5 separate regions of the Mus musculus genome follow, and regions 1, 2, 3 and 5 are each linked to region 4. The links are chromatin loops, found by intact Hi-C in ENCODE. Cell type or tissue: heart. All regions are shown on one strand. Region 1 overlaps Gm41251 (a long non-coding RNA gene). Region 2 overlaps Mbnl2 (muscleblind like splicing factor 2). Region 3 overlaps Gm41253 (a long non-coding RNA gene). Region 4 holds the start of Rap2a (RAS related protein 2a). Region 5 holds the start of Ipo5 (importin 5).

What was found. A loop is a pair of places that touch in the nucleus more often than their neighbours do. Peaks named below come from ENCODE experiments on the same cell type or tissue, not always from the same donor. Only the 100,000 strongest peaks of a DNase experiment are listed, where the experiment ranks them.
Region 1: a loop joins it to region 4, with 3 times the contacts of the local background. A loop is called at or near these places in 5 of 42 quality-filtered maps.
Region 2: a loop joins it to region 4, with 2.2 times the contacts of the local background. A loop is called at or near these places in 6 of 42 quality-filtered maps.
Region 3: it touches region 4 in a loop (2.9-fold over the local background); 7 of 42 quality-filtered maps call a loop at or near these places.
Region 5: a loop joins it to region 4, with 2.4 times the contacts of the local background. A loop is called at or near these places in 7 of 42 quality-filtered maps.

Annotation. Positions count from the first base shown.
Region 1 is chr14:120,539,828-120,544,827 of GRCm38, forward strand. The region is part of intron 2 of Gm41251 (a long non-coding RNA gene); the gene reads left to right. Among named protein-coding and RNA genes, the nearest start is that of Gm41251, 9.8 kb to the left of the region's middle. In heart, a CTCF peak has its summit at 3,003; no DNase peak of the experiment used is centred here.
Region 2 is chr14:120,400,754-120,405,753 of GRCm38, forward strand. Mbnl2 (muscleblind like splicing factor 2) reads left to right here. Exons shown (of 8, transcript NM_207515.2): 7 at 3,885-3,979. Among named protein-coding and RNA genes, the nearest start is that of Gm26679, 14 kb to the left of the region's middle. In heart, CTCF peaks have their summits at 2,139 and 3,774 (motif pointing left); no DNase peak of the experiment used is centred here.
Region 3 is chr14:120,762,215-120,767,214 of GRCm38, forward strand. It overlaps Gm41253 (a long non-coding RNA gene), which reads right to left. Exons shown (of 6, transcript XR_874981.1): 5 at 4,076-5,000; 6 at 1-806. Among named protein-coding and RNA genes, the nearest start is that of Gm25781, 34 kb to the right of the region's middle. In heart, a CTCF peak has its summit at 2,375; a DNase peak (open chromatin) is centred at 737.
Region 4 is chr14:120,474,852-120,479,851 of GRCm38, forward strand. It overlaps Rap2a (RAS related protein 2a), which reads left to right and starts at 3,610. Exons shown (of 2, transcript NM_029519.3): 1 at 3,610-4,189. The coding sequence starts at 3,876. In heart, no CTCF peak of the experiment used is centred here; DNase peaks (open chromatin) are centred at 2,820 and 3,370; H3K4me3 peaks cover 3,224 bases; H3K27ac peaks cover 2,612 bases.
Region 5 is chr14:120,908,786-120,913,785 of GRCm38, forward strand. It overlaps Ipo5 (importin 5), which reads left to right and starts at 2,409. Exons shown (of 26, transcript NM_023579.4): 1 at 2,409-2,558. The coding sequence starts at 2,469. In heart, no CTCF peak of the experiment used is centred here; DNase peaks (open chromatin) are centred at 2,196 and 2,866; H3K4me3 peaks cover 3,226 bases; H3K27ac peaks cover 2,110 bases.

The DNA.
Region 1 (5,000 bases), 65 kb after region 4:
ATAGAGCATACAGTGAGAACTCGGATCAGGAAATATAGCTAACGGTTGACCAATGTGACCTCATGAACCTGAAAGGCTTCTGTCCACAAAGGAAACAGACAGTTCGGAAGAGGCAGCCTGCAGGACAGAAATGCTTTGTCTGGGAAGACATTTAGCATAGATTTATAAGCACCAAGATTAAGAGAAAGGAAGCCCTTGGGAAGAACCTACCCCCCCCCGAAAACATTAGTGTGCACTTCTCAAAGAGGATGTGCACGTACGAGTCCTAACAGTGGCTGCATGTGGGATGCTGGAGACTTTCTGGGATTTTATTGTTCAGCCAGTCTCAAGGGGATTCCTACCCCATAGCATACCTGCATCTCTCCTCTTTATGACACCCAAGATGAATAAAGGCTACAGAGACTCTTCCGATGGGATCACAATCCAATAAAGTAAAACCAGGAACTGCTAGAACTTCACGTGTAGGTTAGGATGAGTCCTTTCACTACAAATGGGGTTCAGGTGCCAGGTCTAAAAGATCATTAGAAGGTAGATCGGCCTTCCGTGGCTGTTGTGTTGGAAGTCTTGGTTCTTGGTGGAGTCTGTAGTGAGACCTCCCATCCTTCCCATGGTTCGCCTGTCTGTCTAGCTACCTCACTAATTAAGCTCACCTTGTTCTGTTTTATTTTTCTGTTTACTTTAAAAATATATTCTCCCATCCATGTTAGCATTCTATTGATGGTGTCCTTGTTCAGGCCGTGGGTTGGCAGCCATGTCAGTAAGACTCCAGGCAAACTAAAAAACACTGAGAGAGACAGAGAGAAAGAGAGTGGGGGAGAAGGACAGGGGGAGAGGATGGGAGGGGGGCGGGAAAGGGGAGGGGAGGGGGAAGAGAGAGAGAATGTCTCCTCCAAGGAAGAGCACACAACCTGGCTATCTATAGCCAAATATTCAACCCTGAAAACATACATGCAAGGAACATTATGCCAACTAACCAGGTTGTATTTAGGATTACATAGATATGAAATTATATAATATATGTGAAATTAAAGAAAAAACCATGAATCTGAAAGAGACATGTGGAGGGGGAACACATGGAACGATTTGGAGGGGGGGAAAGGAAGGTGGAAATGGCATAATTATTTTATGATTTCAAAAATACAAAATCTCAATTCATTAACAGAACAATGTAGTTGCAAATATCACACTAAACAGTATAAAATTATTTTTAGGTATGAAAATAAGTAATGATTGGTAATTCCATGAAGTTCAAATTTACTTCCTTAAACAACAATTGCAGGAAAAAATTCTAACCCCAAACTAAATCTCACTAAAAGAATTAAAAATTAGTGGGCTGACAACGTGAATTCCATCCCTGGAGTTCACGTGGCAAAAGGAAAGAACCAGCTTCCATAAATAGTCCTCTTACCTTCATATATGTCCTATAGCACACACTCACACACACACTCACACACTCACACACATACTCATACACACTCTCACACATGCACACACACTCACATGCACACTCACACACACTCACATGTACACTCACAAGCACACACACACACAAGCTCACACACACATGCACACACACACATGCAAACACACTCACATACTCACAAGCACACACACTCCAAACATGCACACACAAGCACACATATATGCCTACACACACACACACACACACACATACATGTATATACACATACACCTACACACACAAACACATGCACTTACATACAAGCATGCACAGAAATAAATAAAAGTTACCTAGGAACACAAGACAACTGGAAGCCGTTTGTTTAGCCGTGGGCTGGGATGAGTGTGCTTCAAGAGGACAGGGGAATCCCTAAGAGTTGACCAAGTAGATGATCTCACCAAGGCAGACCCTTAGTGATCGAATCACTAAGCTAAGGCAGATTTCTGCAGAAAAGTACTTAGGCCCCTGAAAGAGCATCACTGTGTGAGCTAAAACAGACACTGCAACTTCTGTTACAGCCTCCTCTCTTGTTTTACAGAGTTTTTCATCTTAGAGATTCAACAAAGATGAACAGCATCTCACAAGAAATCCATCCCCACGTCTCACCCTGTCCATTTTCTACCACGCAACTAGTAACCAAACATGGGCCAGCCTACCCGTGAGACTGGGTGAGGTCAGGTGTCACGGCCGTGACTTTCTGTTCTCTTTCTAGTCAGACTTCTGTCTCAAGAACTCACCTGCATGGGCACATCTTTAAGGGAACTTCCCGTTACTTGAATTTGTTATTGGGTCACATTGTGGAAGTTGGTGATGACCCACGGTGACTTCTGTGCAGCCCCTTCAGAACCTTGCAGTTGTCATTTCACCTCCGAGTTATAAGGCCCATGGAGGTGCTCTCAGGCCTTTATTCCCATTGGTCCCTTTCTGGAATGTCCTCTCCTTCTCTCCTCCTCTGCCACCTGAGGAGTGACAGTTCATCCGAGTCCCAACTTCTGATCCACTCAGGAGGAAATGGATTTTCTCATGAGCATGCTATTTGTCTTGGTTTGAAGTTTGATTGTCTACAACTCTTGGTTTGTTTTCAATCACAGAGCCAATGAAGTTAAAAAAAAAAATTCAAAACTGTGTCAACCATTAAAACAAAGGGAAATCAATTTCAATATCGTCTGTTAGTAATGTCCTGCATTTGTGGCAATGAAAATAATATCCAAAGCTGTATTACAAAAGAGGATGTAAATAATCTCGTCTGTGTACTAAAATATGTGTGAATTGTGTGTAATAGAAGCTTGACAGCACAGGCGTGGAAAGCATTTGAAAGGGGGCCCATCTGTTTTTCTAGGAAGTGGGATTGGGTGTGTTGGAAAGATTAGGGACTTTCACAATATTAATCGTTTCTTCGCCGCTTGATTTTCTTTTAGAACGAATCCTTTGTTTAAGCAAGTAAACAGACCCATCTCCCACTGTGTATTGGAAATCTCTAGTTCATTCGAGGTCAGCTATGTTCCCTTTAGAAAGTGTTTGTCATACTACACAGTGGCCTCTTGAAGGCCAAATGCAGTCATCGAATTAGGAATTAGCGTTAAGAACTGGAGGTTGGCAGATTTTTACTCTTGGTTTGTTTTTTTTTTGTTGTTGTTGTTTTGTTTGTTTTTCTTGGAAACAAAACGATGCTCAAGAAAAACTCACAAAATGTAAAAAGTTACAACCTGTGACTTCATTGCAATAAGGAAGAAGTGGCCATTTGCCAGCATAGTGCCCTTTTATCAGGAGAAAACTGGCCCTTTGACCCAGTCTTTATGCCTCCCTCTCCCGATAACTCCCTTTCTAACACCTTCCCTCCTGGGTTGAAAGTGGGTATTGGGCTCATGGTTTCAGCTCATCATAGCAAGCAGAGCCTGGGAGAGACAGCTCGGCTATGGTTGATGGGAGCACGTTTTAGAGGTTGTGGTAAACCAGGAAGCAGAGTCTGGGTGTAACCTCAAAGAATGACCCCCAAGTCCCCCATTCTAAATGTCCTACAGCCTCTCACCAACTAGTGAACAAACACTTAAAACCTGAGCCACTTGGGGATGTCTCCATTCCAACCTCAACACCCTGGCATTTTCTGGCTTACTAGTCTACCTTATAACTCTTAATCTTCTTCATTTTTTATTAATGTGTGTATGGTGTATTTGTGAACACACATACGGGGAGCTACCCCAAAGACAAGAAGAGGGTGTGGATCCCCTGGCTCTGGAGTGACAGGTGGCTGTGAGTTGACCTTCATGGGTGCTAGGAATCTCACTCCGGTAGTATTCTTTTAAAATACTGTATGTTTTTGTCTCATTTTTCTTTAAGAGTATTTAGCTATGTTAAGCTAAAAAGTCTATTGAACTAATTGGACAGTGCAGCAGATAATAAGACCCTATATTTTATTTCTGACTTTTCATTTCCATGTGTGTCCATGAACTAAGATACTAACTAATCAGCCATTCCCAAAAACCTTAGGTTCATCTACACTTTCCAATTGCATGCGGTATTCTCATTTTAACTGTTCTTGGTATACATGAAGAAAGAGGCAAAACCTGGTTGAAGTGTCATTTTACAATTGTTGTTGACTGTAGATTGACCATCAGACCATCTGCACTCGCTTCACACTTAATTAGAAAGTATCGCTGCCAGGCCACGGCATAGTCAAAGCAAAGTCTTCCTAAAGGGAAAGATGGAAATTATAAATTCTCCTGCATATGGGTCATGTCTGGACCACCTTAACTTTTGACGTTGCTGTGACTTCCAGAAGGACAATAGCTTATGGTATTTCTGTTTTTGCTTGGGGGAAGTTGAATCAGCCTGTGTATCACTTCCTTCCGAATGCTATTAATCCAGAGTGGAGTGTCGGAAGGAATACAGATCATCTTTTGTAAACAAGTTTATTCTGGTCTGTGCATGTAAAGCCTCAGACACTAAAAAGAAGTGCCCGGGCGTGATTTTCCCTTCCTTTATATTTGTCTCATGTACTTTATTTCTAATCCACTGATATTGAAGGACTTACTGACTGCCATTTACTAACCAAGATATTCCTCACAGGAAGGCCTCCCCACTGGCTTTCTTTTATGAAAAAGTTGAGCCACACACTTTGAATGAAGGACTTAGAATGACAAGAATCTGATGACAATAATGGCTAAGGGAAAACACCAGGCTACCTCCTATCAGAAGGCCGTCCTTCACTTAAGAGCATTTAATGGTGTCACTTCTGCAGTATTGAAGAAACAACAAAGGTTGCCGAGAGTAGAATGTATATGTAAGTGTGTATATATGATGTTCGTGTATGCGTACCAATATACACATACATACACTAACCCAGATTCTAAGCAGGAAGTAGCTCTTATCACCAAAGGACTTCCACATCCCTGTCCTATGAGGTCAGAGCAGGATGCTGATCGAAGATAGTGCAGCTGACAGAAAGAACAGAGGCAAGACCTCACTCAAAGAAACTTGCAAAGCCAAGGAAAGAAACAAACTGTGTCCTTTTGACATTCATGCAAAGAGACAACATTGC
Region 2 (5,000 bases), 74 kb before region 4:
TTAATAACATTTAGAGTAGTATAAATGAAAAGGCAAAGAGTTCAAATAATTAAAACGAAACAGAAACAGAAACTGACTTAGGTGATGGGGGATATGGGGAAACTAAGATGAGATGATTTTCTGAAGAAATGGCTCATACTTTGACACCTGAGGAAAGAAAGAAGTGGCTAAAGAGTATTCTAGATCAGGGGCAGAGGAGCCCAAAATTAGAGTAAAAGTCTAAAGTATTCAGTTGAAAGCAATGAAGGCCCATCCAGATGGACCTCGGTACCAGGGAGGAGTGCTGAGGTCGGGAGGCAGTCAGGGTCTGGGCTAGAAGGGCCTCCATCCTCAAAGCAGCAAAGCCTTCCCAGAAGCAAAGTGAGTGTGCCAGCAGAGTGGAGGCTGGAGCAGAGAGGAGCAGGAGGGCCCAATGGGATGCTATGGCAGAGCTGATAGTAGCAGTGTTGGGATGGGAACTTGCAGAGCAGCAGAAGTCATGGCTAGGCAGACAGGCCCTCGGCGGCTCAGAAGCAGCCACGTGCTGGCTCAGCGGGGAGACGGACCTGGGATGACCATGAGGAAACAGCGGCATCTTACAACAACGGAGGCTAAAGGTCACACAGCGATGGCATTGGTCACATGTTTCCCCATGCGCAGGAGACCAGACGGGAAAGAACACAGCTTAGCGTGTTCCGCCGGAGAGTCTCGTGGAGGAGAGGGGAGGTCAGGAGAATAGTTAGGTAGAGAGACTTTCAGCCTGGCACGGCACAAAACATGGAAGCCATGGAATCAGTGAGAGTTTGGGAATGGATGGCCTGAAACGCTCATAGAAGATCCACAGAGCAGGAAAAAAAAATTAAATAAAGAGGACCCAGGCAGGCTCTAGAAACTCCAGCATATATAAATATTAGAGAGAATTCAGAAGAAGCGTATAGAAGGGTGTGTGTGTGTGTGTGTGTGTGTGTGTGTGTGTGTTTGCGCTCATGTGCGTGTGCACGCACGTGCATGTGTACGTGTCTTAAGAAATCAAAGAAAGAAAGTGACTTAGTGTGCAAAGTGTAGGCAAGTGCCAAAATGTCCCGGAAACTGAGGATGAAGGTGTAACCGTGTTCTGTGGATCTGAGGGAGAATAGAACCAGCTAGAAGGGCATTGAAGGACTGATGGGCAGATGGGAGCAAGGGATTGAAAGCGTGACGCAGGGAACCTTCTATGTTTGTGAAAGTAGAGAGAGGGGGATGGAGGAAGAGAGCGTGCGAGCTGCACGGGAGTTGCGTGTAAGCACATCTGTGTGTGTCTCTGAGTGTGTGCCAAGGTGGATGTACTGCAAGAGAAAGAGAGAGAGAGAGAGAGAGAGAGAGAGAGAGAGAGAGAGAGAGAGAGAGAGAGAGAAAGAGAGAGAGAGACTAGAAGTAGTCCGCTTGGATAGTTGTTTTCTAAATCAGTGATGCCTGGTCAAAATGTAGGTCAGGCAAGGAGGTTCTTATAAACGTGAGTGAGGATATTTAGTTTCTAGATTCACATCTAACATCTTAGCAGGTAGTCCTGAAACCACACCTTCATGACCCTGAGTTTCTAAGAATCCTTATATTGCCTTCGTTTACATTCTGAGGAACAGAGCTCCCAACGCATCTTCCCACCCTCCTGACTTTCATTGCTGTTCAGTCAGAATTTCGTGACACATGTACATCATTAAGACCATTCACAGAAAACAGAGTTCTTCCCTAAGAAGCAGTGACTTTGGCTTCCCTTCTCCCACTAACCCAGACACCAACCAACACTCCCTAACTCTTCGATCCCTCGGAAGCCTCCTTGAAGTGGCCATGATCAAAATCTCTCACCAGGGTCTTAGTGCGGTCCCAGTTTTCCACAGTTACATATATGGCTCTTAGACTTCACTGTTACATGCCACCCCTTTGTCACAGCAAGTCTCCTAGCCAGAACAGATCTCAGACCCATGCAGCAAGTCCATCCAGAAGCTTCCGTCTACATTCCCAGCACCCAGGTTGTTGCTCAAGAGACCCCTGCCATACGCGGCAAGGGCTTTGACTTAGAGGATGTGAAATCTCAACTCACTGTTCTTTTCACCTTTCTATCGACACAACACACATTTCACCGCACTCGGGAGTGTAGCGCACTCTGGCGAGCATCAGCTCTGGCCTGGATTTAGCACGGAACTCTACCTCAGGCCATGTCCTTGGCTCACACTGCACTTGACCTTGGAGGGGTTACTGTGCCTCAGATTTTTTCATCTGTAAAATACCTACTCTCCACCTGACAGGGTTAACTTGATCATGTGTGTAAAATCCTTTGAGGTCTTCAGAGAAGGACACAGTTGCATCATCACATGCCATCCTCCTTAGGATCATGTTGGCCTAGAGTAGAAGGGGAGAGTACTCAAGTACTCGGAGAGTGGGGCTTGGAATCTTATTGGCTTTAAGTAAGTTGGATCTATCTGCTATACTGACGATGTGAACGGCCCTAAGAACTGTGTAAACTAACCTCCTTGTGCTTCGATCTCACTCTGAATGTTAACTCTAAACCGCTAACCTGTTTCTTTCCCTTTTATTCACCTTTCCCTCCCCCCATTGCATGACTTCAGGGTCAGTTTTGTGCATGACACCCGCTACCAGTATTGGTAGGTTCCAACCTTTTTTTATTTGTCTTTTATATGATGTGCAATGCCTTCACTGTTTGACATGTATTTCAGAGACAGTAGAGAATGCTTTAGGAAGTAGATCTGAAGGCTTAATAGCTTTAGAGTTAACGTGTAAGCTATGCTTGTGTATTTAAGAGAGTGATGGTTTTAATGTGACCTCTTAATGCTAGAACGATCACCACAGAGACGTGAAACCACAAGTGCAAGTGTGCTTTTTAAAAAAAATGATTTGTGTTGTTTCTCTTTATAGTTTATCTGGTTTAGCATGAAGCAAGCAGAGGCAGGCTAATTTCATCAATGTTTTAAAGTTTCATAGTGGTGTGTGCCTTTACCTCCTCTTTGCTGTGTGTTAGAGTTATCAGAGTTTCCCAGAAGTATTTATTTTTGGAAAACAATTATACTTGGATGTGTTTTGAGACCAAGTGCCTGAACTACGCTACTTACTTCTCTTTTTAGAGGGCAGACTTATTTTTAATGGCTTTGGTTTTTTAGTTTTGTTTTTGCTTTGCTTATTTTTGTGCCTCCACGTCCATTCCCTTAGATGGGGAATTTTAACAGTGGGGTCTTCTCTCGAATTCAGGACCTTGGCACACAAGTCTGTCTTCAGGGCAGCTGATTCATTTCACTTACAAATTCAGAAAGTCACCACTGGCAAAAATGGATCTGGTTACTTCGTAGTAACCGCTCTAGAATTTACACCAAAGCCATTTCTCTTGCCTCACCTTTTAGTGACCGAAGTAAAACATGGAGCCACTGAAATTCCACCGTTCAGATATGCTTCCAAATTTAAGAGAAAAATGTTTTTTGGTTTAACCACAATTGATTCCAAAGTTCATCCTATTCTAAATTAGGCCCTCTGAGCCTGTGGCGTTTTGGAATTTATGATCAGTCCACTTGGTTCATTGGGTATTACCTATCATGTATTGAGAAGCAGCTGTAGCTATCTATGGTCATGATGCCATCCTCTGAATTGGGAATAGCTCTGTTTTGATCAAAGCGATGCGCTTTGGGCTCTCTGGGAATCACTGATTGTGTTTGAGAACTTCCTTTAACTGTACTTGTAATAAGCTATTTTCCCTTTTTATTTCTCTCCCATGCTCCCTTGCTTTGCACTGTGATCGCATGCCATCTGCTGGTTAACCCATGATGGCTTGCTGCTCTGATATTCACCATGCCAAATACCACTTCTATTACCATAATGCTACACCCTCCTGTTCATTGCTCCCATGGTTCCCCTCCTGAAAGTACCCATGATGCACAGCGCTACGTCCGCCACTGTCTCTGCAGCAACAACTCCTGCAACAAGTGTCCCCTTCGCAGCAACAGCCACAGCCAATCAGGTTTGCTCCTTTTAAAGCTTTTCTTTCACAAATCCCGAACTCTAAATGAGTGCTGATATTTAAAAAAAAAATTCTCGGTGAGAATTTTTTTTTCATGTTTATCCATCCAATTTTATTTTTTAATTAGTTCTATAGCAAGCATTTGTGGACAGGTTGCACTTATTTAGAGTTAACATTTACTGCAAATAATGATGTAGCTATGTTTTGTGTTGCACTGTTTGTTTTCGTACCTAATATTGTGTAATTAACCTGACAGGCTTAAGTTCCTTTTAGTACAGTGTTGCTTACCCGGTGGTTTGTGAGTTACCACACGAGGAACGTAGAACTGTGCCTGTGGAGGCTCCCAAACCAGCTCTGCTTTGATTCGGCTTATTCTGTGGTGGGAGAAAAATGGAAATTCTCCTCCCATACCCTAAGCGTCAAATTTGACGTCCGAATAATTCTCACGAAAACCGACCTGAGTCACAGGTGTTGACTCAGTACACCCTGGAAGATCTGTTCAGATCCGGTGTAAGAGCCACGGCACCCTAAGAGACCAGTGTGCTAGCAGTGTGCCGGGCTCCCACCGCTGGCTTTAGCTGAATATGAGAGTGTACTATGTCGGCTTAATGCATGTGCCCCTCAGACCTGGGGTGCCTCCCGTTGGGGAGAGCCAGTGGGCTGTTTCCTGCTCTGTGGTCACAAGCTGACTGTGTCTCTGACCCTGCTTAGCCAGTTTACACTCATGCTTGTCGGCCACAAGGGATGTGTGTGAGGTGGTGAGCTATGCTCTCATCTCACAGAGGAAAGCACCCCCACATGGAGGCCCTCCCTTCAGAGAATAATTTGGGAGTTTTTTGTTTGTTAGCTTTTTATTTTTTCATTTTGTGTTTTCTTTTAAATAAACTCAACCATGCTGAGAAAAGATGAAAAGGATTTTTTTAAAAAAAAAAAATGTGGGCTGAGACCTTGGGAGGACAGCCAGGCCAATAGGTGAAATGGTAAGTTAAACACAGGGAGAGGGTGTGCCGGAGTGTGGATG
Region 3 (5,000 bases), 290 kb after region 4:
ATGGTGAAAACAGATTCAAACAGATCAATATTTTAGAAAAAAGTGCAATGAGACATGCTCAAGGACTGGGCAGGCATGGCCTGTGACTGTCAGGTGACCAAGCCAGGCCAGCGCCCTTGCAGCAACAGGGGAGACTGGGTGAACCACGGGGTTGGTTTGTTTTCCCACTGGTGTCCTTCACCATTTATTTAACTGTGACTCAGTGAGGTCCAGAAATCTGCAGCGTTTTAGTGAAGTGAAACAAAACCGGATTAACAAACCAGCTCAGTGCCTTTGCTGACACACTGGTAGAATGTCTCGGGTCTTTTCTGCAAATTCTTAGTTTCACATTACTATCATTTGCCATGAGTTAAACAAAGCAACTTTGTTAAATGTGCATAAAAGCATTTGCAGTTGAGATAATAAATAAGTGACTGTTTCCATTAGAGAGCACAACGCCCTGCTTCTAGACTTTCAGCTGATGGCTGATGGATGAATAAATACATCGAAACTATGACAGTGACAGTTCTGAGCTAGTTAAGAAACAATTGCTTGGGGATCAGAAGCGACGAGGCTGAAGAGATGGCTCAGTAGGTCAGAGCAGTTGCCACACAGTCAGGTTTGGATCCCGGCATCCGTATAAATGCTGGAGGTGGCTGCGTACAACTCTAACCCCAGCGCTGTGGGGAGTGAAGACAGGACCGCTGGGGCTTGCTGGCCACCAGTGAGAAAGGAGAGCACGCCCAGTTCCATAGCTGGTCACATGACCGCTTTCAACCACGTGGCAAAGGAACACCTCAATGAGGAAGTGAAATTTCAGCAAATGCCTGAAAGAAGCAAGCAGTGGCCTGAGAATAGACTCCTACATAGAACTACTCAGACTGGAGAAAGCCTGATGTGTTCAGACAACGTGTGTGGTTGGAGCAAAGTCAGCTGCAAGACAAAATGAGCTAATATTTCTCTTCTTAATTAATTAATTAATTAATTACATCTCAAATGTTGCCTTCCTTCCCTCAAATGTTGTCTCTTAGAGGACAGCCCCCATCCTGCATCCCATAATCCAGACACATCAAGTCTCTGCAGAATTAGGTGCATTCTCTCTGATTGATTGAGACCAGAAGTGGCAACCCTCTGTTACTTAAGTGCTAGGGCCTCAGACCAGCCCGTGTGTGCCCTTTGGTTGGTGAGCCAATATTTCAAAGCGTTCTGTGAGAGAGTCAGCATTTACTCCTGTGGCCCTTAGTGGTGATGTGTCTTGACTGCCATCCTGGGACGCAGAGAGCTACCTGGCCTAATCTAGCTCTGGGCTCCATTAGACAATGTCATATTAGGAAACCTGACTCAGTCCCCAACCTGTTGCCTCAGTTGCTTTCTGTTTCTGTGATGAAACACCATAACCAACCTGGGGAGGGAAGGATTTGTTTGACTTGCTGGTCCATCATCAGGAGAAGTTAAGGCAGGAACCTGGAGATAGGTCCGGAAGCAGAGTCTGTGGAACGGCGTTGCTTACTGGTCTGCTCCCGGTAGCTTGCTCTGTTTGCTTCCTTATGGAACCCAGAACCAACCACCTGCCCAGAACAGCGCCACTCGTAATGGGCTAAATATTCCCACATCTATCAGTAATCAATAAAACACCTTACAGGCTTGCCTATGGGCCATTCTGATGAGGGTATGTCCTCAATTGAGGGTTCCCCTCCCCAGATGACTCTAGCATGTGACAAGTTGACCAAAGCCTGGCCAACACGCCCACTCTGTGTTAAAACTCAGCTCTATAATTCCCAGCTGGCATCCGTTCCAGGTTGAACAGCAGTTGTGAGTCATAAGGATAGAGTCCAGGAAGGGGGCCCTGCTTCAGAAATCTAACCTGAAACTCCTAGGAAAGCAGAAGCAAAATGTATCCCACGGAGAACCCACGTCCTTACCGTGATGCACAGCTCATCCAAATAACTGGACAGAGAGAGAGTTTCTGCAGCTGTGGCAGGTTTAACAATGATGTCACCTCATCTCAAGCAATTCACATTTTAAATAGCGTCAGTAAATCCAAAGATGGAAGAACACACTGGCAATAAGGCAGCCATTTGTTCATAAATACGTCTCGATTTCCTTAAAGTGGGGCCCACAAAGGACCCAGCTCAGGGGTAATTGAACTGTGCTGTTCTGGGTGCCTCAGTTTTTTTTTTTTTCAGCAAATTGGCCACTTTCTTTCTAAATGTCCCCCTGGGACTCAGAAGACATTAAACACAATGACGATGCTTGCTGGAGACCATAATCCTATTTCAGGAAGATTCTCTTGGAGGTTAATATGGTTATATGCATATTTTTTCCTCTAAAGATAGCAGGAAATACTTACTTTTCAGTCACTGGTCCAAAAGAATATTAGAGCCCCATCTGGTGGATTTGTTGTTTATTCAGTAAGCAAAATCCTGTTTTCACCACGGCATTATTATACAGCATGCTATTAGCACTTTCAGATTATGTCTCTTAAGACTGGGTTTTGGGAGTTAGTTCCTCCTGCTTAAATCGCTGGATTCTTCTTGCAGCATCTACCCATAGCCCCTTTTATTCCTCCAGGAAACAAACAACATTCAGTCTTCTAAAGCATGAATCATACCACTATGCTTGATGCATAGAAAATAACATTTGAAAATGTGTATGTTAGCACTAGCAGGTGTGGTGATGTAGTACATGACTGTAATTCTAGCACCTAGGAGGTAGATGCAGAAGGGTCAAGAGTTCAAGGCCACCCTCAGCCATTTTGTATGCTTAAGGCCAGCCTGATCCTGTATGCTTAAGGCCAGACCTTATCTCAAAAGGCTGGGAGTGGCTAGCTGACCATACGGCTCAGTCCATAAAGACCTTACTACCAAGCCTGATAACCTGAGTTCAATTTCTGGGACCCACATATGGAAGGAGAGAACAGTATCAGACAAGTTATCCTTTGATCTCTATGTGCACACCAAGGCAGCCCCCACTCTCAATAACAAATTTAACAACAACAACCAAAAAAAAACAAAAAAAAACAAAAAAAAAACCTTTTATCTTTAAAAGAATATTCTAGGGCTGGAGAGATGACTCAGTGGTTAAGAGCAATGATTGCTCTTCCAAAGGTTCTGAGTTCAATTCCCAGCAACCACATGGTGGCTCACAACCATCTGTAATGGGATCCAATGCCCTCTGCTTGTGTGCCTGAAGACAGCTACAATGTACTCATATACATAAAATAAATAATTCTTTTAAAGAATGAATAAATATGCTACCAAGGTAGACATGTTAGATAACCACTGGTATAATCAAATTTTATTAAACAGACCTTACAGGTGGACATAAGAATGACTGGCCAAGTTTCAGAAAGAAAGTGCTAACAGCATTCACGTTCTCAACGCTGGACACAAGGTAAGACTGCTGAGGTGCAAAAGCTGACAGGTGGCAGATGGTTCGAACAAAGTGTTGCTGAGAAAGAGAAAACGCTGCTCCATTACAAAGTAAAGCAAGTCTGAGCTGCACCGAGCTCCTGATAACCTGGGGACGGACGGGGTGGGAAAATTAACTCCAGACTTTTTTAACGTATGAGAACCAACTCACTGAAGTTGAGGTTAGCCAAGTGCCAACATTTTCAGCAGCGTACCTCAGACATCAATACTAACTGTACTCTTAGTGATACAGGATAGGCCAGACAGAACTGCAGGTTGATACCACGTGACTGCTCCAAACCAACCAGGACCAGTGTAGCAGACGCAGAGGGCTGCTAACCAACCTCGCTTCATTTTGTGGCATGTCCATAACATAGGACTTGCACCATTGCCTGCTCTCAAGCACCTGATACCATGCCCTGTTAGGGCAGCCCTTGCTCCCCCCTACCCCGCCCCCACTCCTCCTGCTTCTTGTCATCAATAACCCCTTCGCTATCAAAGCTTACATATAAGTTCAACTACGCATGTCTCGAGAAACCCATCTGCACCACTGGGTCCTTTCCGTAATAAGTTCTTCCTTTACTTAATCTGCCTCGTGTCATCTTGTCCTGGAATTCCTTTCTGTGGCACAAGTCAAGATCTAGGTTTCCCCATCAGAGATCTCTGAAAAGACATGATCGGGCTACCTGGCTGTTAACATCTGCTGCTGCTGCTGCTGCTGCTGCTGCTGCTGCTGCTGCTGCTGCTGCTGCTGCTGCTGACAATCTGAAGTAATGGGTCTGAGATGGAAATGCGACAGATAGAAGAGATATGAAACTTGCATATCATAATGTAACGTGGGCTACACGGATACTTGGCATCACTAGTAAGAAATAGTGAAAAGGGTGAGTCGCCAGCAACCTTCCCAGCACCTATTCCCAATATCGGCATTATGCGGTGTGGCCATCTGCCTAGCTCAGCTCAGCCAATGAGGGGCCAGCTACCCAGCTCAGCCAATGAGAGGCCAACTGCCCAGCTCAGCCAATGGGAGGGGGGCAGCTGCCTAGCTCAGCCAATGGGGGGGGGCAGCTGCCCAGCTCAGCCAATGAGGTGCAGATGGAAATCCCTGAGTCAGGCTTCCAGGATGAAAAGGTAGCACTTCAGGGGAAGGGTTTGCCCCTTCTAGTCACCTTGCCCGTCTTCCTTCCAGGTGTAGAGATACAATGCCCTGAGACACGAGGGCAGCCATTTTTCAGTCACAAAGATGAAAGGCAGATGGAACATGAGTCAGACAAAGGAGAAAGACTCTGGATTTATGGTAAGAACTCAGAGACTGGCTCTGGGTTTGTTATGAGGGAAAATGAACTCCTTATTTAAGACGTTGTGCTTACTCATGGCAAAGGTAATCTAATCAGAACTAATGAAATGTCTATCATTGTAACAAGAGTCGATTCAAGTGGGCATTCTGAGGAAAAAACAAGAACAGAGAGAAAGACGGGAACTTGAGAGGGAAATAACTAGGTTGGAATCATTTATAATCTAGTGAAAATGACATACTCAGAGATGATTTCAACATATATGTTTAGCACTAGGAAGAGAGAGAGAGAGAATTCTGTAAACACTTAGATGCTG
Region 4 (5,000 bases):
CATGCAGCCTAGGCATGTTTGAATTTTGAACACTTTTGTGCTTAGAAATCCTGGTAATTGGGTTTAGAGCTATACACCACCACATTCTACCCTGACGCCCTTCTAATTATAGCAACTCACCTTTCAAGCAATAGTCTACATGCCACCACAAACCAGGACTGTATCCTCATCCAAGCCATAACAGGTAAGAAAATATATTCCTGATCATAATTTTTGTTTTATATATTAGTAACAAGAAAGCAACAAACAAACAAAGAAACAAAACAAAACAACTACTTTCATAAGATGAAAAACAGGCCTGTCAGAATGGGAAACAGACAGACTACAGATACCACACCATAGGCTGCCATCTTTATACCTCATGAAAATGTAGAAAGGCTTATGAAATGTCAGGGAGAAAAGCCTGAGAAATGCTAGGACATGTGACTAGCAACCCACCCACAACTTTGTGACAATGTCTATTATGTTTACTTTAGTTGACAGACTCCCAACTCTGGGGGAACTAGGAATCACAAAAAGATTTGCTTAGCTCCTGGATCCAAAATCCTAAGACAAGCCCACACCACAGACCACTGCCTATCTAGATTTTCAGCCCACACAGTACTAGATAGATAGACTATGCACTAGACAGTGCATAGATAGATAGACTATAGTAGACAGTGAATAGGTAGACTATGTACTAGACAGTGCATAGATAGACCATGTAGTAGGTAGGGCACAAACTACCCAATAGTTACTTCAGTTGCCAACTGAACAGGATGAAAATGCACCCAGGGCAGTGGGGCACTCTGGGGCATGTCTGTAAGGAGTTTTCAGAGGAGTGGCTGAGGGCAGGGAAGAAGAACCTTGAATGCATTTCCACCCACCCCACCAGCTAGGGTACTGGACTGAAAAAAGGGGGAAGAGGAGAACTGCCATTCAGAACTCCCTTCTTCCAGAGTGTCAGAGATGTGAGTGAACAGCCTCCCACTCTGGCCACAGGCAGCTAGCCACCTAGTGCCAAGCCATTCCAACCACTGCAGACTCTATACTGTGAGGCATGGGTGAAAGCAAGCTTTTTCCTTCAAGTTTCTTTTGTCAAGTATTTGGCCACAGCAGTGAGAAAAGCAACCAATGCAGGTTGTCATATTCACAAAAAACACATGTTTCTAGGCTGTATTTAATCCCCGTGACACCTGAAAATGTTATCACTCATACAGTTTGAATTGTACCAGAAGCATTCTGCTTTTCCTTGGGAAAACTATAGCTGCTACGGAGCAGAAGTAGTCACAACCAAGCCTGTCTTACAGAAAACCACTCTGTCTTACAGAGTCATTCAGACATGAAGCACACAGGGAAGCTCCCTCAACTTTAGTTCACTACCTTATATGAGTAGCTTAGACTGAGAGCAGAGCCTCTTCAGTTTTGACTCCCGTGAAACATTCCTGATGCTTCCCCCTACAGTTTCTTCACTGCCTGTTCTCTAAGTTTCAAGTTCTCAAACTTCCATAGTATATAACTGAGAAGTCACGACTGACCTGAGCTATATTGGCAGCCTTCCGTATCCATGCATCCAAACAGCAGCGATTCAAAATTATTGGGGGATGGTGTACTGTACTTAGCATGTAGATTTGTTATGAGTCACTCCCCCAAGGACTGTATAACCATTAGCCTAACGTTTGCAAAATATTAGGCATTACAAGGAATCTAGAAAGAACTGAAATGTGCAAGAGAGCATGTAAGCTAAGTCCAAATATGCCACTTCATACACGGGATTTGAGCATTTGCAGGATTTTGGTTCGGGGGTGTCCTGGAACCAAGCATCCATGGATATGATGCAAGGAGAGATGGTAGTTGACATTTTTTAACTTGACAAGGCACTTGCTCTAAACTGTTTTCAATAAAAACTTGCAGTTATGTTGTAGCTAGGTAATTCAAGCATATAAATTCTTAAATGTTCAGAAACAATAGGCATTTGGGGGACTCCTATATCAGAATACATTTTTGTACTTTGACAAGTGACAGAAAAGATGGCAAAAGAATGTCCCTCTGTTAGAAGAACCCAGACCGAAATCCACTCTACAATGACCTCTGTAAGAAATCAGAATGGTGGAGAGGTACACCAAGCTCTGACAGAACTGAAAAAATACAGCCTTCTGAAAAGTGTGAGGTAGTTATGGTTAGAGTTGTCATTTCAAGGACATGGTTTAATGAAGATAAATGCAACGAACAGTTATTGCAGAGGGTGTAAATTTTCATGTATTTGCGATTGTGGCTGGGAGCGTATGACGAAGATTCGGGGGCCAAAGATACGCTGGTTTACAACGGGGTAGAAAATACACATTTGAGGAGGCATGATCGGAGGACCACAGCAACTGCTGCCAGATGGATGTCTCCTGAGGGACCGGAAAATTTCTCACCCTGAAGACAAAAGTCCCAGTTTTCTCGATTCAGCCCACGATCCAGCCCGCATCCTCTGCCACCACTTCCATGCCCATCTCCAGGCAGAATGCCACGGAGGCGACGTTAGAACAGAACTCATCCCTCTTGTCTGCCAACGCAACCCGCTCCGGTGCCAGAACACCAGGGGGTCGGGCGCTCGAACCCTGCCCCTCCCAGTTCCCCAGCAGCCCTGCACTGTCTCCACAGTGCAGGTTTGATTGGCTCCGCCCAGCCCTCTGTCACTCCTCAGTTGGCCTACGATTGGGTACCAGGCCGTGCGCAAGCGCAAACTCTCAGCCCCTCCAGGCCCCGGAGGGGAGTTGGCTCAGTCTATCACTGGGTCTTACACCAATTGGTTAGCAAGATGAGACGCCTTTTCATTGGTCAAGAGTGGTAGTCTAGAGTCCGGACTCACAATCTGATTGGCTACAGTGAATCCGAGCTTCCGCGCAGACACCCCCGCAGGCTGTTGCTGAGATGTTCTGGGGTCTCCCGACAGTGGGGGGCGGATCCGAGCTCCAGGTTTTCCAGGCGCCCAAGGCTGTCTACCAGCCCGGGGGGAGGAGCTCGGCTTACGTCAAACTCGACAAGGGCGGGGCTAGAGGGCGGGCCGGTGACGTCATCGGGCGCGGACCGGGTTTGCGTGTAGCCTGGGCGCCACGGACTAGCCGAGCTTCGATTTGCTTGTGTAACTCATGGCGGCGGCCCTTAAGGCTCACGTCGTTACGTATAACGGGATCAAGCCAAAGCTCTCCGAAGGCTGACAGGCTGAGTCATGTATGTCAGCCATAGGCCGGCCCGTCCTGAGGTCCCCAAGCACGGTGCGCACGGCTTCCTAAGCCCACGGTCCCTCCACCGTCACCTCCCGCAAACCCCCGAGCGTGGGCGTCTGACGTTGCCTGCCTTCGGGCGGAGGAGAGCGCGCAGACGCAGTACGGAGGCCGGTCAGGCTGGGTGTTGCCGGGTGTCGCGGAAGCCGGTCTTCTCTGGAGCGCGCGGACGGTCGCTAGGCGACGGCGCGAGGGGCGGGCTTTCTTATAGACCCCTCCCACCCGGCTGGCTCCGCCCCGGGCAGCGCTGCGGCTGGGCTCGGGCGCGCGCTCCAGCGCTGGGGAAGCGGCGGCGGCGGCGGCAGCAGCGGCGGCGGGAGCTGGGCGTGGAGGCGCGAGGGGCGGGGCGGGCGGCATTGCGGGCCCGCGGTTCGGGCGGCTCCGGCTCGAGGTCGAGCTCTGTTGCTGCTCTCGCCCTCGGGGCTGCATCGTCCTCCCGCTTGGCCCGCTCACAGGGCCGCGCACGACTCGTTCAGCTGCAGCCCCGCTGCCGGCGCCCGGGGCGCTGCCGCGGCCGTGAGCCGACGAGTCCGTAAGGGCGGCGGGGCCGCGGGGTCGGGGCGCGGCGCGCGGGCGCAGGTCTATGTCGCGGGCGGCGGCGGCGGCGGCGGCCGCGCAGGGACGATGCGCGAGTACAAAGTGGTGGTGCTGGGCTCGGGCGGGGTAGGCAAATCCGCCCTGACCGTGCAGTTCGTGACCGGCACCTTCATTGAGAAATACGACCCCACCATCGAGGACTTCTACCGCAAGGAGATCGAGGTGGACTCCTCGCCTTCGGTGCTGGAGATCCTGGACACCGCGGGCACCGAGCAGTTCGCGTCCATGCGGGACCTGTACATCAAGAACGGCCAGGGCTTCATCCTGGTCTACAGCTTGGTCAACCAGCAGAGCTTCCAAGACATCAAGCCCATGCGGGACCAGATCATCCGCGTGAAGCGGTGAGCAGAGCGGGGCACACGGGGCTCGGTGGCTGCGGCGATCCCGGTCCTTGGCTTGCCCGGGCTACACCACCTCCTCCAGGGGCTCAGATTTGTGGGCTTTGTTTCACAAGTGAAATTGGGCATCCTGTTAACCCTCAGCCCAGCCCTTTGTCTCTAGGACGTTGGTAGCGCTTCTTCGGGACCCTAGAAAGAACAAAGTTTCAAACTTGCAAGGAAAGAAGGGATGAGTAGGTGGGCGCTAGGGAAAGGGGAGCTGTCTTAGTGTAGGCACGCCTGTGAAGAGTGAGCGCGCGCTTAAATGCACCCGTAAGAGGTTTGACAGCCGAAATTTGTACATACATATCTTGTGACAGTGTCAATACTAAGTTAGGGGGGACCTTTCTCGTTGCGGAAAAGATTAAATGTTGCCAGGAGGTTGGCAGAAATGGATTAGTGCAAAACTTTAAAGACACATTGGCAAATAATTTGAAGACCACACAACATTCAGTTGGCTTGGCATATAGAAGCACACTTGTGACATTTACGCGGAGAGCGTGCAGATTCAGTTCTCTTTCTCTCTTAAAAGCTAGCCTCCTCATCCCCCCCCCGCACCCCCCCCCCGAAAAAAAAAAGAACAGGGAAGGAGGCTATTCTTGGAAAACAAACAGAAGTTTAGTCTGAGTTCTGGCTTGTGTATCAGCTAATTTAAAGTTAATGCAAAAAAAAAAAAAAAAAGAAGAAGAAGAAGAAGAAGAAGAAGAAGCAAACAAGCTTTTTCCTGATATAAAGTGTTCAAAGGATGTATTTTTGCATGTGGCTGGTGACCTGA
Region 5 (5,000 bases), 430 kb after region 4:
AGCAGTGCTGTCAAGCCCAGGACCTCATGCATGCTAGGGAAACACTCTACCACTCATCTACATCCCCCAACCCTGCATATATGCAATGTATAGATTCGGCTCTCAGCAGAGTCTGGGGAAAGGCACTGGGATAAACACTTGGAGTCGAGAGCCAGCCAAGATTTTTATAACAGAATCTGATTTGTGGGAAAATCTATAGTTTTAGCTACGACTATATATATTTGCAAGCCTCTAGGTAATTTGTCTTATTTCACTGTTACCTAGTTAATTAAAAATTGGTTACCCAGGCGCAGTGGCGTATGCCTTTAATCCCAGCATTTGTGAGGCAGAGGCAGGTGGATTTCTGAGTTCAAGGCCAGCCTGGTCTACAGAGTGAGTTCCAGCACAGCCAGGGCTACACAGAGAAACCATGTCTCGAAAAGCCAAAAATAAATAAATAAATAAATTTGTTAGTATGTAATTCCCCAATTTAAGAACTCTGAATGAGTAATTCATGTCCTACCCCTCTTTCTCTCTCTCTCTCATACACACACACACACACACACACACACACACACACACATCAAAATTAAAAAAAAAAAAAATCGACTCCAAACTAATGTCGGAAATGGTCTGACCTTGAAGAAAACAAATGTGGCCAAAGAATGAATTCAAGGTAGGAAATCAGTTCTACACAATAGCTTTGCTGGCCTCCTGTAGAGAAAGAATCCCGCCAGTGTGGCAGCTAATAGTAGAGGGGGTGACTTTCTCCACAAATCAACTAAATGCCACTGTAGAAACCGGGACTGGTTCCCACAATTCCACGTGATCCCAGGGCTTCTGGCCAGATTTTGCATGACCTGACCATGGATGATGTAAGACCAACCTTTAAAATCACCCAAGAGAAAATATTTAATACTTTCAAAATGCACAATTGCCAACAAGAAATAAAAAACTTCAACATAAATCCCATGAGCTGCTGAGCTGTAGTTACAGGCCTCAGGCTGTGGAAACCTATTCCTTAGGAAGTAGTCGAGTCCTTTTGACACAAGACATACATCCCCCTTTTCACCTGCTGTCATCCTCAACTTGGGCAATGCTTTGGACACACAGTAGGCTTTTAACTGAGTCTGGGCAAACAGGAGCTGGGATAAACTTGGGAGCTGAGAGCCAGTCAAGATTTTTACAACAGAATCTGAATTGTGGAGAAAGGTCTCCCCTCTATAGGTGTAGCTGCAACCCTGATTACGTTCTGCTTTTCTGGAGGCCAGCGCATCTATTTTGTAGAACTAGTTTCCAACTGGGGATGCTCTTTCATTCTTGGGCCACATTGTTTTTTTTTTTTTTTCAGTGTAGGACCATTTCATACATTATTTTTTTCTTTTGATATGAGCATTTGAGTCTGTGGACATTAGACATGATTCTGAATAGGACATGATTCTCAAAGTGTTTCAGTTTGAGCTCTGCTCTCTCCTGTTTAGGCAGTCCCAGATAGAAAGATGGGCCAACGCTGGTGTTTAAGCACTAGAGTTTAGGAGGTGAGAGGGAGGCAGCCTCTGGTCCCCTCCATGCTGGCACGCATCAACTATCAATGGATCGACCACGTTAGGGAGTGGCTCATGACTTCTCCCATCCTTAGAGAGCAAGGAAGCTCCAAACACCAGGATGGGTGGCAGTTCCCGGGTGGGGAGCGTGCGTGATTTGATCCGGGACGGAGAGGTGCAGGGGGGAAGAGTCCGTGATGAGCAACCCCTCTTCCGGGACAGTCCCTGGACGTGAGTCACAGGACAGAGGAGGGTAGGGACCGCCTGAGTCACAGGCTGAGGGGGACGACACGACACCACAGGGCCAGACAGATGGAGGGGTCTGCAGAGGCGGGTGTGTGTATGCGTGTGTGCTCGCTGCTGGGGGGATTGGGATGGGGTTAGGGAGGGGGGTCCCGGGGCCCCAAAGCCCTAAGGCGCGGCTACGCGGCGGGCGGCAGGGAAAGGGAGTCCAGCCAGCCCGCGGCGCCGAAATCTCCCGCGCTCAGGAGCTGGCCCCTCCTCCGGGCCCGGCCTCACGCCCCTCGCGGCGGCCCAGCCGGATCGGCTCCTCCCAACCCGCGCCCCGGGAACCCCAACCTCGTCCTAACAGCGGCCCTCTGGCCGCCACACACGCCCGCCAGCCCCGCCTCCCGGCGCGCGCTGGAGTGACGACACCGCAGGGTGCGTGACCAATCGGCGTGGCCCTCGAGGGGGGGCGGCCTCGGGCACGCCCCCCGCGCCGCGAGCCAATGGGACGCCGGCGTCGGCGGCCGCGGCCGGGTGAGAGGGCGCGAGGCCCCGCCCCGTCCTCCCTCGGCCCCCTCGGCCCCGCCCTTCTCGCCCGGCCCCTCATCCCCGCGCCGCCGCTGGTGCCGGTCGCCGCGCTGGGCCCGCCCCCAACCCTCCCGCCGGCCCGCCAGCGCGCCTCACAGCTCCCTCCTTCTCTCTCTCACGCCTAGCGCAATGGCGGCGGCCGCGGCGGAGCAGCAACAGTTCTACCTGCTCCTGGGAAACCTGCTCAGCCCCGACAATGTGGTCCGGAAACAGGCGGAGGTAAGCGAATCGGCGGCCCCGGCGCGCCGATCCTTCTCCTCCGCGGCCGGCCGGCTGGCCCTGGGCGCTCGTCGGCCGGCCGGCCGAGCGGCGCGGGTCGGCCCGGCTGGCGGACAGCGGCCCCGCAGCCCACGTGCGCGCCTCCCGCCCGGCCCCGGCCCTTCCGGCCCGTGCAGCGGCGGCGGCGCCGGTTGCCTCGCCGCCGACCCGCGCACACGTGCCACCGCGCCTGACGCGCCCCGCCCGCGGGCCCTGCACCCCAGCCCTGCTCTCCCTCCCCGCGTGGCCCGCCAGCCCTCGCGGGCGGCCAGACCCCGGCAGCTCCTGACCCGTCCCGCTTCCCCCACCACCCCAGCCGCTCCCTTCCCCATCCCAGCTCAGGGAGAACGCGTGTCCTGCCTGTCGCTGCCTTACGGCGTCTTTCCCCCGAGCCCCTTTCTGGTTTCTAAAAGGAACTGCACACGCCGGTCCCTTCAAGATCGTGTGAAGTTGCCTTTGAGGGATCCCTGCTTGACCACCTCGCTCTGCTCTTCTTCCTTCGAATCTTGTTTGATCTCTAGAGATTTGGGCTTATAAACGGGATATACTGGGGGCTGTGGCTGTCTAACTGGGCCAGTGCCATCTCTTTTTCATATAACACAGATCGTTCTCAATCAGTCTTAGATCAAGGGTTCCATTTCAGATACAGTTATAAGCCCATTTGCAAGCTAGCAATAATATTATTAGCTCACTAGAAGACGGAAGATACATTGTTAGTGTTGAAGCTCAGATTTTTGTGAGGTAATTTCTAGGAAAGTTGATACGTGGAGCTCCTTACGACCCATGGGTCTGAAGTTTTTTAGGAGACTCTGAGGATGTGTGAATAGCTTTACTTACAAAGCAAAGATGTCTTTTATATATAGCTAGTGACGTTGACATGTCTTGTACTTACCGACCTAAAGTTGGGAGCTGTCTTTTAAAACAGTTGCTAATTTCGCTTTGAGTAGAATGGATAATCTGGCCACACTTAGATTTTAGTAAGTAAAGAAGTTGGAGACTTAACTTCTGTGTGAAATGGTGCTTTAAACTATGTCCTTCTTAATGGTGCTTTTAATTTTGGGGGGAGGGGAGATAGCGATGTTTGGCTCTCTAGTTTACACAGGCCCTTCAAACCTGTGGCAGTCCCCCAGCCAAGTTTCCTGAGCGCACCAGTTCCCATGCCCGCCTTATTCAAGTAATATGCAGTGTATAGGGGGAAATTCAAAGGGTACAATTCTTAATCCACTCTCCACGTTTATTTCATGAGCCTTCCTTGAAAACGTATCTTTAAAAGCATTCGTGTATACATTATGTTACCTGGGTGGATTTATAGTATACATAGTTCTGCAAATTGAATTTTCCCTCAGTTTCTTTCACATTGTCACCCAGAAGACCATACATTATATAGATAGGTGCATCTCCCTGTGAGTGAGTAATCCGATACTTTTAGTGCGGTCCAAGAGTACTGCACATAGAAATAACGTGTATACTTGTCTGGACGAAGGTAGTATATGTATGTAAAAGTATGCGTAAAAGTAAACTTGCAACAGTTTCCACTTAGGATATGATGATGCCTAAACATTTTGATACTTTGTGCAAACTCGAGGTAATTTTTTTAAACCAAAGCAAGTTCTTAATCCCACCCTATAATAGAAATTTCCATGTGTTGCAGAGCAGAACTGCTTTGTAATTAGTAAGCTAGTTTAATTCTCCCCCTCCCCTCCAGTTGCTTAAGTCTATTGTCAAGCCTGGTGGGGAATCGCTCTTCTATTGAACTAAATACCAGTGTCCGGTTCAGCTTGAATTCCAATTTGGTGCCTGTTGTAAATCTTTTTATCTCTTACATCCCTTTAGGGATCGTTAGTAGCATTCAGCGCATTTTCTCATAAAGAACAATCGGAAATAAGTACTCTTTGTCTCTATTCCTAGTGGAGATATTTAGGTACTACGTTTTTCCTTAATATGTCCTGAGAATGTATATAGAAAGTGAGTACTGCGACACTGAATTTTCTTAACTTGGCAAAAGAGCAAATTCGGGGTCAGGGTGGTCCTTGATACCATATGGTATAATAGTAAGTTGTAAATAAAACTTCCTAGAAAAACGCCAAAAAAAAAAAAAAAAGGCACAAAAGCTCCTCAATTTGTTTGGGGAGATTTATAAGTAACCCAAACAAGAGGACATACTAAGTCAGATGAAACAACTATGAAAATACTTTATTGAAGCTGAACAATTGGCATGGGCTCCGAGAATATATTTGTAAATTTATTCAGCCAAAATAAAAATACTTAGTCTACAGGGTCCTGGCTAAGGTCACTGTTGCTCTTACAAGGAGGTGAACAGTGTAACTCACATTGTTACAACATACATTGTTACATTTTGTTGAAGTGGTCTAAAGACTTAAATTTTCTAAAATGTTTCTCCTT